Linked DNA regions of Homo sapiens: regions 2 and 3 are each linked to region 1. A link is a contact called in ENCODE Hi-C or POLR2A ChIA-PET data. All regions are on one chromosome and are shown on one strand. Each heading gives the region's core, a stretch centred on a gene start or an enhancer-like site at or near the end of the contact. The rest is flanking DNA. Distances are from core to core; before and after follow the strand shown.

Region 1 (3,451 bases), core at 451-2,950:
ACTATAAATAGCAATCACTTTACTCCCCTGCAATGTATCTTAGTGTCTTTAAAGCTATTAAAATACACTGGGCTTTTTGCCACCATGTAAAAATGGACACAGCATGGTATGCTCTCATAACTTTTCCTTTCCTTATATTAACTGTCATTGCTGTGTTTGCTCTTGCTGTCTTATTTTACACACAAAAGTCTGGCAAGGTTCTAAACTCAATTCTGCCTCCAAAGCAGAATAAAATACATGGACTTGGTTACAATTCAGAAGTCTTTTCCACTTATTTCTGACCTGTAACTGCATTCTGATTCTATTTATTTAACAAACTCCTTGCACACACACATCCTCTACCACATTCTACATAAAATCTGAGATGGTTCTATTAGTTTTAAATGAGTATCTTAAGGATTTTCACTTAAGTGCTAAGTTTCAAATATTAATCATGAGTAATGAATGGCTCAAAGACTACCTCCAATATAAACCTCAGGGCATTTTTTTTTTTTAATCCATTCAGGAGACACCAGCCACGACAAAGCTGGACTTCATCTTGCTTGATAGGCAGTGATAGGGCCATAATTTAGATTCACGGTTCCAAAGTTCATGGCAGCAAAAATCAAACACACTGGCAGCCATGGCATACAGTGCTTACAGAGAAGGGCTTATCTCCTGAACCTAAGAGTGGAAAGGATAATTTAAGTATAGCATTTAGTTTATACAATATAACTGGAGTTCCTTCCCCACAACAAACTTTGAATAATGTTTATAATTTAGCAATCAACTGAAATGAAAGAATTACCACAATTGAAATAAAATATTTATGTATTTCAAACCAATAGAACTGTGTCTTCAAAAACTAAAACAAGCTAAAAGAAACCTAGTTCTGAATTAGTGATGGATACAAATAAAATGGGGGTTTGTTTATTCAAGTCTTTGAGCTGCTTTTCTTTTTTTAAAAGATTTCATGAACTTTCATTTGAAATAAGCACAGTTTACCAAATTAAAGGACTTGATTAAGTATTCTTTAAAAGTAACTAGCTGGGTAAACAATAAAGTAAGTTATCCAAGAGTCAAGAAAAGAAAAATGACTTCAGACTGCTTTATGAATATTCTCCAAAATCACCAATCCTTCAACAAAAATAGTTCAACGGAAGATTTCAGTTCCTGGTACTGAACTGAACAAAGAGAACCACATGTTTTTAATGGTTGCTCATAAACGACCCAAATAAATCTCCAAAAGAACAGGAGTGGCTCTTTCTGTATTTTTCCCTTTAAAATTCATAAGACCAATTCAACACAGAAATAAAAATTACTGTACTTTATGGCACCACTCACTGTGTGACACATTTATTTGCTGTCATGAAAGTTAGTACCTCAACAAAGTAAATGAGATTTAGGGAGAAAAAAATTTTCTACCATTTAAAAAAGCACAAAATGTTCTTGCCATTTGCGGCAAAAAGAGTTTACCCACCTCAAATGAGAAGATTTTCATACTAAGTAAGAAACCTAAGTATTTATATATAAATAATACAAAGAAGCTTTCCAAATAGCTTTTCAATCAGTGATGATGCTGATATTAGATCACAATTACACTGCTAACTACCATTTATAAGAAATGAAGCCTACACAACAAAAAAATGTAACTTACAATTTAACCACTGATGTTCTATTTTCCCTGGCTTTAACACTGAACCACAACACAGAGCAACAGCACACCCTGCTGGAAGTTGGTAATACAAATAATTAGCAGCACTGAACTAAGATTTTACCCAAGATGAGAATTACTTCAGAACCAGTCATTTCTCACTGAGAAAAAAAGAGGTTCACAGGCATTAACCATCAGCTACCTATATATATGTGATCTTAATGGTTAAATTAAAACTCAGAATAACTCAAATTAAAAGATACTGCTTTTTCCTGCTCATTTCCTCAGCCCCATACAGCCCCAACCACCCCAAGTGATTTTACTACTTCTGGCTTTAACCCTAAATAAAAATATTTTCAAATGCACTTTTTGTAAAGAGAAACTGGTAATCACATAAAAGAGGAAACCAAGACGATTTTCTGTATATGACTGCCTGAAGTACCCCTTCTCTCCCATCCCACCTTGGCCTTAGAAATGCCCCTAAAGATTACCATTAAAAATGCACAAGGCATAGCCGGGCATGGTGGCTCACGCCTGTAATCCCAGCACTTTGGGAGGCTGAGATGGGTGGATCACGAGGTCAAGAGATCAAGACCATCCTGGCCAACATGGTGAAACTCTGTCTCTACTAAAAATACAAAAATTAACTGGGCGTGGTGGGGCGTGCCTGTAGTCCCAGCTACTAGGGAGGCTGAGGCAGGAGAATCGCTTGAAACCAGGAGGTAGAGGTTGGAGTGAGCCAAGATTGCACCACTGCACTGCAGCCTGGCAACAGACTGAGACTAGGTCTCAAAAAAAAAAAAAAAGAATGCACAAGGCAGCCTGGTGGTCTGTGAACCACAATTTACATGCCATTGGCAAAATGCCTACACAGATTCTGGAATTCAAAATATGCAAACTATATTAAGAAACCACATGTCCTGAAACTGCATCTAGTATGTTTTCAACATTTTCACAGACATGAAAAATCATGGAAGCCACTAACTAGATAATCCAGCTCTGCCCTCCCTAACTCAAACTCACAGTAATCCAAGGATGAACAGAATTGTATTTAAGTTTTGTAAATGTACTCTCTTTGTTATAAAAAGAAAACTCCTCGTTACTGCTGAGATTCCTCTTCAGAGAAAACAGGCTATGCTAGCAATGACCTGCCTGTTCTGAGTGACTAGTATTGGCTTCTTGGCTCCTTGCTCCCACATCTAAAGGTTCTGATTGACCTCTGGTCAACTTGCAGGGCACTCTTTAGTCATGAAGGCCAACAATTCTTTAAAAAAAAAACAAAAACAAAACAAACAAAAAAAAACAATGAACAAGGCCAAGAAGATCCAACACTTAAGTGTAGTTTTCTCCAACAACTAAAAAGGCAATAAGCACCTCAGGTGTGTTTTTCTGACATTGTCTCCAGTGGCATTATTTAGTTCATTATCTCAATCAAAGTACATTTAAAATTAAAATTTTAAAAGGATACCAACCTCGAGCCTCTTTTCAAGTGATTCAATTCTGTCCTTTTTACTAGCCAGATTGGCCCGTGTGTAGCGGCTCTGCCCAGGAAGATATAAAACTTGACTGTAGCATTCTTCCCACACCTGGTTATAAGCTTCACTTGAGAGCTCTCCATGGCTCATTCCTTGTTTAACCACTTCCATCTCCTGCACCAAAACATCCTGGGCCTGTTTACAATAATAATTTCAATAAGTTTAAGTACTACAAACACTTGCCATATCCAGAGAGCTTTAGAAGACTAATTTTTTCCCTCATGCCTTGAGTCAAATCCAAGATGTGGTTGGTTGTTTTTTGGAAGGGTGGATAACAATACCT
Region 2 (3,451 bases), core at 689-3,188, 63 kb before region 1:
CACCTCAGCCTCCCAAACTGCTGGGATTACAGGCGTGAGCCACCATGCCCGGCCTTTTTTGGGTCTTACTCTGTCATCCCAGCTGGAGTGCAGTGGCACAATCACAGCTCACTGCAGCCTCAAGAGACTTCCTTTTTGATAACAGGCCATAGCTACCATTTATTGGTGTTGAGAGATTGTAATGGTTGGTAGGTGGAGACACTTGGGGTGGGAGAGAGTTGGAACCTGGGAGAAGTTGTGATCCACAGAAACCAAACTCCATCTCGCTCACCTTGGGACAGGTGGGAGGCTGAGCAGGCAGATGAACAAGGCAGGGACGGCTGGGGAGGTCACACTGAGGAAGGGCAGTGACAGGGCTGGGCATGGACGCATTGCCTCAACCACCCGCTTTGGAGCATGCCCGTGCCAGGTGCTTCACACCCATGCTACCACTTGACACCCACGGCCAGCAGGGAGCAAGGTACCATAGCCTCATTTTGCCAAGGAGGAGGCTGAGGCCCTCAGAGGCTGAGTCATTTGGTCAAACTCGTCCAGCGGGCTCCTTCCCATCATCCCTGCCCTACTGCCCCCCTGGGTGGTGGCTGTGGGGAAATCAAGGAGGAGCAGGAAGGGAAAGGGGAGCTGCCCAGGCTGTTGTCATGGCAACAATTCTATGCTGCACCTTCCCTTGATGGTTTCAAGTGTCTTTTCTTCTCTCCACAAAACCCCGCATTCTCAACGACTGTTTTGGAAGCCAAAAGCTGGAACAGCAACTGTTTCTTTCCCTTCGTGTCCTGCTCAATCAATCCTCACCAATGAGGCTGGGTGGACTCACAGGAGAAGGTCCAGTGCCCGGCAGGAGGAAGGAAGTTCAGACCAAGAGCTCACAAGATGAACTCACCCTTCCTTTCCTGAAACAATTTTAGAGCTGGGAAGAACCTCAGAGGCTATCCTCTCTAACCCTCTCGTTTCATACGCGAGGCTCAGGGAGGGAAAGTGACTTGCTCAGGGTCACACAGAAGATTGGTGACTAAGCTGGGGCTGCGACCTGGCCCCAGCACTGCCCCAAAGTGAGAAACACACTTGACCTAGCATTGCTGCCTGTGGCTCTCTCCACAAGCTAGGTGGAGAGGGTCACTCTCTCTGCTGTGGGTTTTTTTTTTTTTTTTTTTTTTCATTATTCTATCATCTCATCTATGCTGCATCAATGTCAACGTCTTCATTCCTCCTTCTGAAACACGAGCTGTGTGTTGGTCAGCGTGGGCTTATTCTGTGGGAAAAAGCCACCCCCAAATCTCAGTGCTTTAGCCCCTACAAGATTATGCTTCTCTCCTAAATCCCTCCCAAGTGGGAAGTGAGTCTTCCATGAGCCATGTGTTTGAGTCCTGGTAATGTCTGCCACAGCCCATGACAGAGCCCGTGTCTTCACTGTGTGTGACATATAAAGTCACTTGGTAACTACTAGAACGTGCAAACAAACAAATGACACAAAACAAGAAAGGATCGGAGGGGACAAGGGAGGGATGAGATTTCTCCCTGGGCCTGACTCTCCTCTGCTTGGTGTTATTTAACCCTCAGGAATCGGGAGAGTAGAAAGAGCCAGAGACTCAGAGTCCAGAGGCATGTGGTAAGCCCCCACTCGGCCACCAACCCGGTTGTGTAGCTTTAGACATGTCATTTCCCTTAGCTGGACAGTTCTCCTACCAGTAGAGGACACTGTGGGGTTATTAGAAGATAAGTCCTAAGGTCTCTGACTGTTGTGACATTGTCCATCCCATACACCACCAGGAAGAACCCACAGGACCAGCCCTGGCTGTGTGAGTGAGCAGTTGCCACTTTAATGGAACAAATTCAAGTTCAAAGACACGCCTTAGAGAAAAACGACCCAAAGTCCATATATCGTAGACTCTGAGTTAATCACCATTATGACTCAAGAATTCCTAAAGGTAATGTCAAAAATATGTTCTTTGTCTCAAAAGGATAGGCATTATTTAAAGAGGCACTGGAAGTTGTACCCTCTCCGGGCCCAGCTCCTCGGGGCAATTCTGTACCAGGCCCAACACCATGTGCTTCATATAACTTTTATTATTTAGTCCTCACAACCCCTTGAAAGCAACTGTAATTTCTCTCATTTTGCAGTAAGAAACTGAGGCTCAGAAAAGTTAGGCTCACGCACTGGGCAAGTGTGATTTGAGCCCCTACTGGGTGCTGGCATTGTTCTAGGCTCTAGGGTTATTTCTGTAAACAAAACAGATCAAAGTCTCTGCCCCCTGGAGACAACATTCTAGCGAGAAGACAGTACTAAATATTCAGTTGGTGCAAAAGTAATTGCGGTTTTTGCCATTACTTTGAATTACTTTGAATACACCCCTATCACCCTTCCCTGCTTCTCCAAACGCTATTTTTCACTCGATCTTAGCCAAAAGGCCGAGAAGCCATCAAATGCTATTTTTCTTCATAGTATTTACCAACCAGTGGGTCAGGTTGCCAAGCTGCCACTGGTTGGCAAATGCTATGAAGAAAAATCGTTTGGAGAAGAAGGGAAGGGTGATAGGAGTGTATATAGCAAGGCAGGTGGGAACAAGAGGAGGGGCTTCACTCGGGTGTCACCTGCATCAGGACTGTGCAGGGGTGACAGTGAGAGCCATGCGGCCACGTAGAGAAGGGTGTTTCTGCAAAAATGTGCTGTAAATGCAGGGCCTGAGGCTGCACAGAGAAGCAACCATGAGGCAGGTGCCCCCAGAATAAAATGAGCAAGGGGGAGGACAGTAGGAAGTGACGTCAGAGAGGGACAAGGCTAGAGGGAGCAGGGCCTGAGTGCAACGGAGGCCTCTGGAGGGTTCTGAGCAGAGGAGAGGCACAGGCTAACTTGGTTTTTGTCAGGATCCTGCAGGCTGCCATATCTGTGTAGAAGCAAACTGAAGGGTGTGGTTAAGAGGGTGAGAAGGCCAGATGTGGTGGCTCATGCCTGTAACCCCAGCACTTTGGGAGGCTGAGGCGGGCGGATCACCTGAGGTTGGGAGTTCGAGACCAGCCTGACCAACACGGATGAACCCTGTCTCTACTAAAAATACAGAAATTAGCTGGGCATGGTGGCACATGCTTGTAATCTCAGCTACTCGGGAGGCTGAGGCAGGAGAATCACTTGAACCAGGGAGGCAGAGGTTGCAGTGAGCTGAGGTTGTTTCATTGCACTCTAGCCTGGGCAACAAGAGTGAAACACCATCTCAAAAAAAAAAAAAAAAAAAAGAGGGTGAGAAATAAAAGTGGGGGCTTAGGCTAGAGCAACAGCAGTGGAAGTAGGAGATACAGGGAGGAAAAAAGCCCAAGTGTTTCTCCTGCTCACTACTCTCATGCAACACAACACTCTGACACCAGATTCTCCAGCGGATGCCAGCAGGTGTCCTCTAATTCAATTCATTTTTGACACCATCTACCTGGGGGTAGCATCAGATCCCACAGGGTGAGTGCT
Region 3 (3,451 bases), core at 263-2,762, 40 kb before region 1:
AAAAGGCAAAAGCACATGCAAAACCGATGTGTCAGGAGCAACACACTTGGATTCATGCACCTTTGCAAATGCTTTTCTTTTCAGTGTTTAAAAAAAAAAAGTGTGTTTAAAAAGAGAGATCACTTCTCTTCATTTCCTGCCCTCTCCCCTTCACAGGGGCATGAGACATTTCATTCAGGGTCACAGATTCTGTTTCTGTCTGGGGGAGGCCGGCCTCGGGGGATTGGCCCCCTTTAGGAATTTGTACCGGGGGAAATATAATCCAGTGTTTTCCAGCCACCATTTAGCAAAAAGTTGTCATCGGAGTAGTTTCCTCCCAGCGATGCTGCCTTCACCTTACCCCCACCCCGCCCCCCAAAGGACCGACTTGGTGACTCTCTTCATAGTTACGAACAAGCAAATCTGCAAAAACTTAGGAGGCCTCGGCTGAACCAAAACGTTTTTCAAAGAAACACTTTCCAGCCTAAGAAAGGTAATATCCTGGAGGGCTGCCCGCCTTCCTGCAATTAACTAGAATACCACCCAACGGCGCTTTTGTTGGCTACCATTTCCCATGGAAATACCTCAAATGCTTTTCCTCCTGGTGGTTCAGCAACTAGAGACATGGAAACAGGCTGCAGCTCTAAAATGGGACCTTTGTCTTTTCCTGTTCAAGTCACAGAAGGGTAGTCTGGACCAGAGAGCCCTTCCTCTGCCACCCACGGCAGCCTAGGCACGGGCAAGGAGCAAGGGTCCTGGCTCCCGTGTGGGCTCTGGGCCCAGGCCCTGAAGCAGGATGGGAGGGGAGGGGGCGATGTCATGAGGAGGGGCCTAGGGACTGAGACTCTACCAAAAGTGTATTCAAGTCCAGCCCCACCAGAAAGCCTCCAGCTCTGTGAACTTGACTGCTTGACTGTACCTCCCTAAACCCCCAGGCCTCCACTTTCCTATCTGTTAACTAGGGAAGCAAAACCTTGCAGGGTTGTAGTGAAGATTAAATGAGCAACACTTGTGCAAGCTCCTGATACCCAGTAGGTGCGTGTTACAGCATAGTTTTCATTTTACTATTTGAGTTAGAGTGTCTGCTCCACTGTCTCCTTTTAAAATATAAATGCTGCAGGAGGAATAATCTTTGAAGGTTTCTAGAAGCCCATCAGGAAGAGGAAAGGAGGTGGTGGTGCCAGGTGGAGGAGGCCAAAGGAGAGATGTCAGGAAAAGCAAGCCACAGAGCAGCTGATCTATCCTATCAGGGGCAATGGCAGAGAGATCTTCCAAAGAAAGTGTTAAGGCTTCTGAACCCCCCTGGAAACATAATGCAAGGGCTGTCCCCTGACCAGGTGGTCTGTACCATGCCATCAGTGACAAGGACACTCGGAGTTTCACCACTAACAGGATCCAGAAAAGGAATTGGTATGCAAAGTATGTCCCTCCAGCTTCAAGCCTGCCCTGCGCGTCCTCCATGACCTCAAGCCACGCCGCTGCCCTCCTTCCCGGCCAACGCCAACACCGGTCTGCAACTGCACTGATACTAGGTTATCAGCACCAGGCCTCTCACTTCCCAGAGGCACGCTCTTGTCCACCTAGAGCAGCCTGACCAGCCCTGGGAAGGACCTCCGGCCCCGATGACCTGTCCAACTGAGTGTCTGCACCTGAAATTCTACCAGCAGCTGTTCATTTCTTTAAGCAGGAACTGTACAGTTTTGAAAATGTTCAAACTATGGAGGAGACTAGATAAGTAAAAGGAAAAAATGGGGTGGGGAAAAGGGAGTTTGCTATCATTTACAAGGAGCACGAAGATAGAGGCGTGAAGTAATTTTGTAATTTTATATCTCGTGCTATCTTTTGCTCACTGAATCATCTCATTTGACATTATCTCTGATCCTTTTTGGACTGAGGCAATGTATTCATTTGTTATTTAATATCAAGTTGAATATTTTACATTTAAAGATATAACTTAGCAAATAATAAATTTGCCAATTGAATTTCATTTTTACTTCGTTTTAAAATGGGGCTACAAGCTGCTAATCCTCTATAAATCTGGCATCTTGACTTTATAAATCTGGCATCTTGACTTTTGTTTCTGAAAAGCAGTTTTTATAAAATCATAATCAAGAAGTCTATGCTATCACAGAGCAAAACTTTGGATGTGTGCATGTCCTTTGATCATCTTCAGGGAAGGAACAATTCTGAGCCCCAAATCAAGAATAAAACAGCTGAAGACCAGGTGAATGAGGAAGAGGTCACAGCACACCTTTTTGTACAGGAAACTCACAAGTGGCAGCATTTACACCACGGAGAACAGCAGCAGCCACTGGGACATGACAACAGGCAGGGCAGGGCAGGGCACAGGGACTAGAATGAGGAATTTGGAAGGTAAAATTTGTGTAACTTGCAATTTTGCTAAAGAATGCTGCTGTTGCCAAGTGACATTTTAGTAGTTTTCTTTGTTTATGCTGATTTTTTAAAGATATCCTCTAGTCTTTCAAAAACGCATTGGATGATCCAAATTGTCTCTGAGAATTTTTTTAATTTATTACAAAGGAGTATAAAGAGTAACAATGCTCATACCCACGCCACTTTGAGTTAAGCGTTATTCATTTTCGGAGGCCAAGGCAGGTGGATCATTTGAGGTCAGGAGTTCGAGACCAGCTTGGCCAACATGGTGAGACACCCCGTCTCGACTAAAAAAATACAAAAATTAGCCAGGCGTGGTGGTGCATGCCTGTAATCCCAGCTACTCAGGAGGCTGAAGTAGGAGAATCTCTTGAACCCAGGAGATGGAGATTGCAGTGAGCCGAGATCATGCCACTGCACTCCAGCCTGGGCGACAGAGTGAGAGTTCATCTCAAAAAAAAAAAAAAAAAGAGTTCTTCAATTTCACTGGGAACATTACTACGAGGCATGAACTGCTATAATCATGCCTATTCAGCTTTTGTTACACATCCATGACAAGGGATCTGTGTTTGTGTAGTGCCCAGCTGTATTAGTTGGCAAAAAATCAAAGTTCTTACGTACAGGTTGGTGAATGGCCCTCGCCACCTGAGCCTTTCCCCGGGGCTCCTGCACCTGGCTACAATCCAGCAACTAAAGAGTTGACATCTGTCACGGAGCCTCCAGCACCTAGGTTACTGTCCCAGAGGGCCTGGCTGGGGAGCCCCTGCACCCACTAAACCTCTGAAGCTCCTGCGCGAGATTCTATCCCAACATGCCTCTTTGGCCCAGCAGCCTGGACACTCCTTGGCAGTGGTGCAGCCATCCCCTGACCCCCACACCCAAAGGCTGTGGCTGCCCCATAAACCGGCACTCTCCTGGCATCGCCCTCACGTGGCCACGTGTGGAACTGCGGCCTCTGAGCTCTGCCAGGTGGGAGAGCAAGTAGCCAGGCAGTGACTTGGCCGGCGCTGGTTAATGCTGCTGGTTCTGACAGCAGAGGCACCCGTGCGACAGAAGGAGGGATGCGGGCCCAAGTCTG

Evidence for each region. A loop is a pair of places that touch in the nucleus more often than their neighbours do. ChIA-PET counts read pairs that join two places held with the same protein, here RNA polymerase II (POLR2A). Pooled maps may share reads with other maps.
Region 2: a loop to region 1 is called in a pooled map, with 2.6 times the contacts of the local background. The contact joins two enhancer-like sites. A Hi-C loop is called at or near these places in 3 of 50 pooled maps. POLR2A ChIA-PET finds 5 or more read pairs at or near these places in 2 of 52 experiments (BJ and H1).
Region 3: a map of PC-3 shows a loop between it and region 1 (10-fold over the local background). The contact joins two enhancer-like sites. A Hi-C loop is called at or near these places in 5 of 168 maps with a recorded cell type or tissue (HCT116, IMR-90, MCF 10A and 2 more) and 9 of 50 pooled maps. POLR2A ChIA-PET finds 5 or more read pairs at or near these places in 4 of 52 experiments (H1, OCI-LY7, PC-3 and 1 more).

Annotation. Positions count from the first base shown.
Region 1 is chr6:44,429,565-44,433,015 of GRCh38, reverse strand. It overlaps CDC5L (cell division cycle 5 like), which reads right to left. Exons shown (of 16, transcript NM_001253.4): 14 at 3,106-3,303. Among named protein-coding and RNA genes, the nearest start is that of MIR4642, 4.4 kb to the left of the region's middle. Within about 2 kb of position 1,700, at least 3 of the 41 ENCODE cell types and tissues checked have a DNase peak (open chromatin) inside an H3K27ac peak, as active enhancers do.
Region 2 is chr6:44,492,643-44,496,093 of GRCh38, reverse strand. No RefSeq gene overlaps it. Among named protein-coding and RNA genes, the nearest start is that of MIR4642, 59 kb to the right of the region's middle. Within about 2 kb of position 1,938, at least 2 of the 41 ENCODE cell types and tissues checked have a DNase peak (open chromatin) inside an H3K27ac peak, as active enhancers do.
Region 3 is chr6:44,469,837-44,473,287 of GRCh38, reverse strand. No RefSeq gene overlaps it. Among named protein-coding and RNA genes, the nearest start is that of MIR4642, 36 kb to the right of the region's middle. Within about 2 kb of position 1,512, at least 5 of the 41 ENCODE cell types and tissues checked have a DNase peak (open chromatin) inside an H3K27ac peak, as active enhancers do.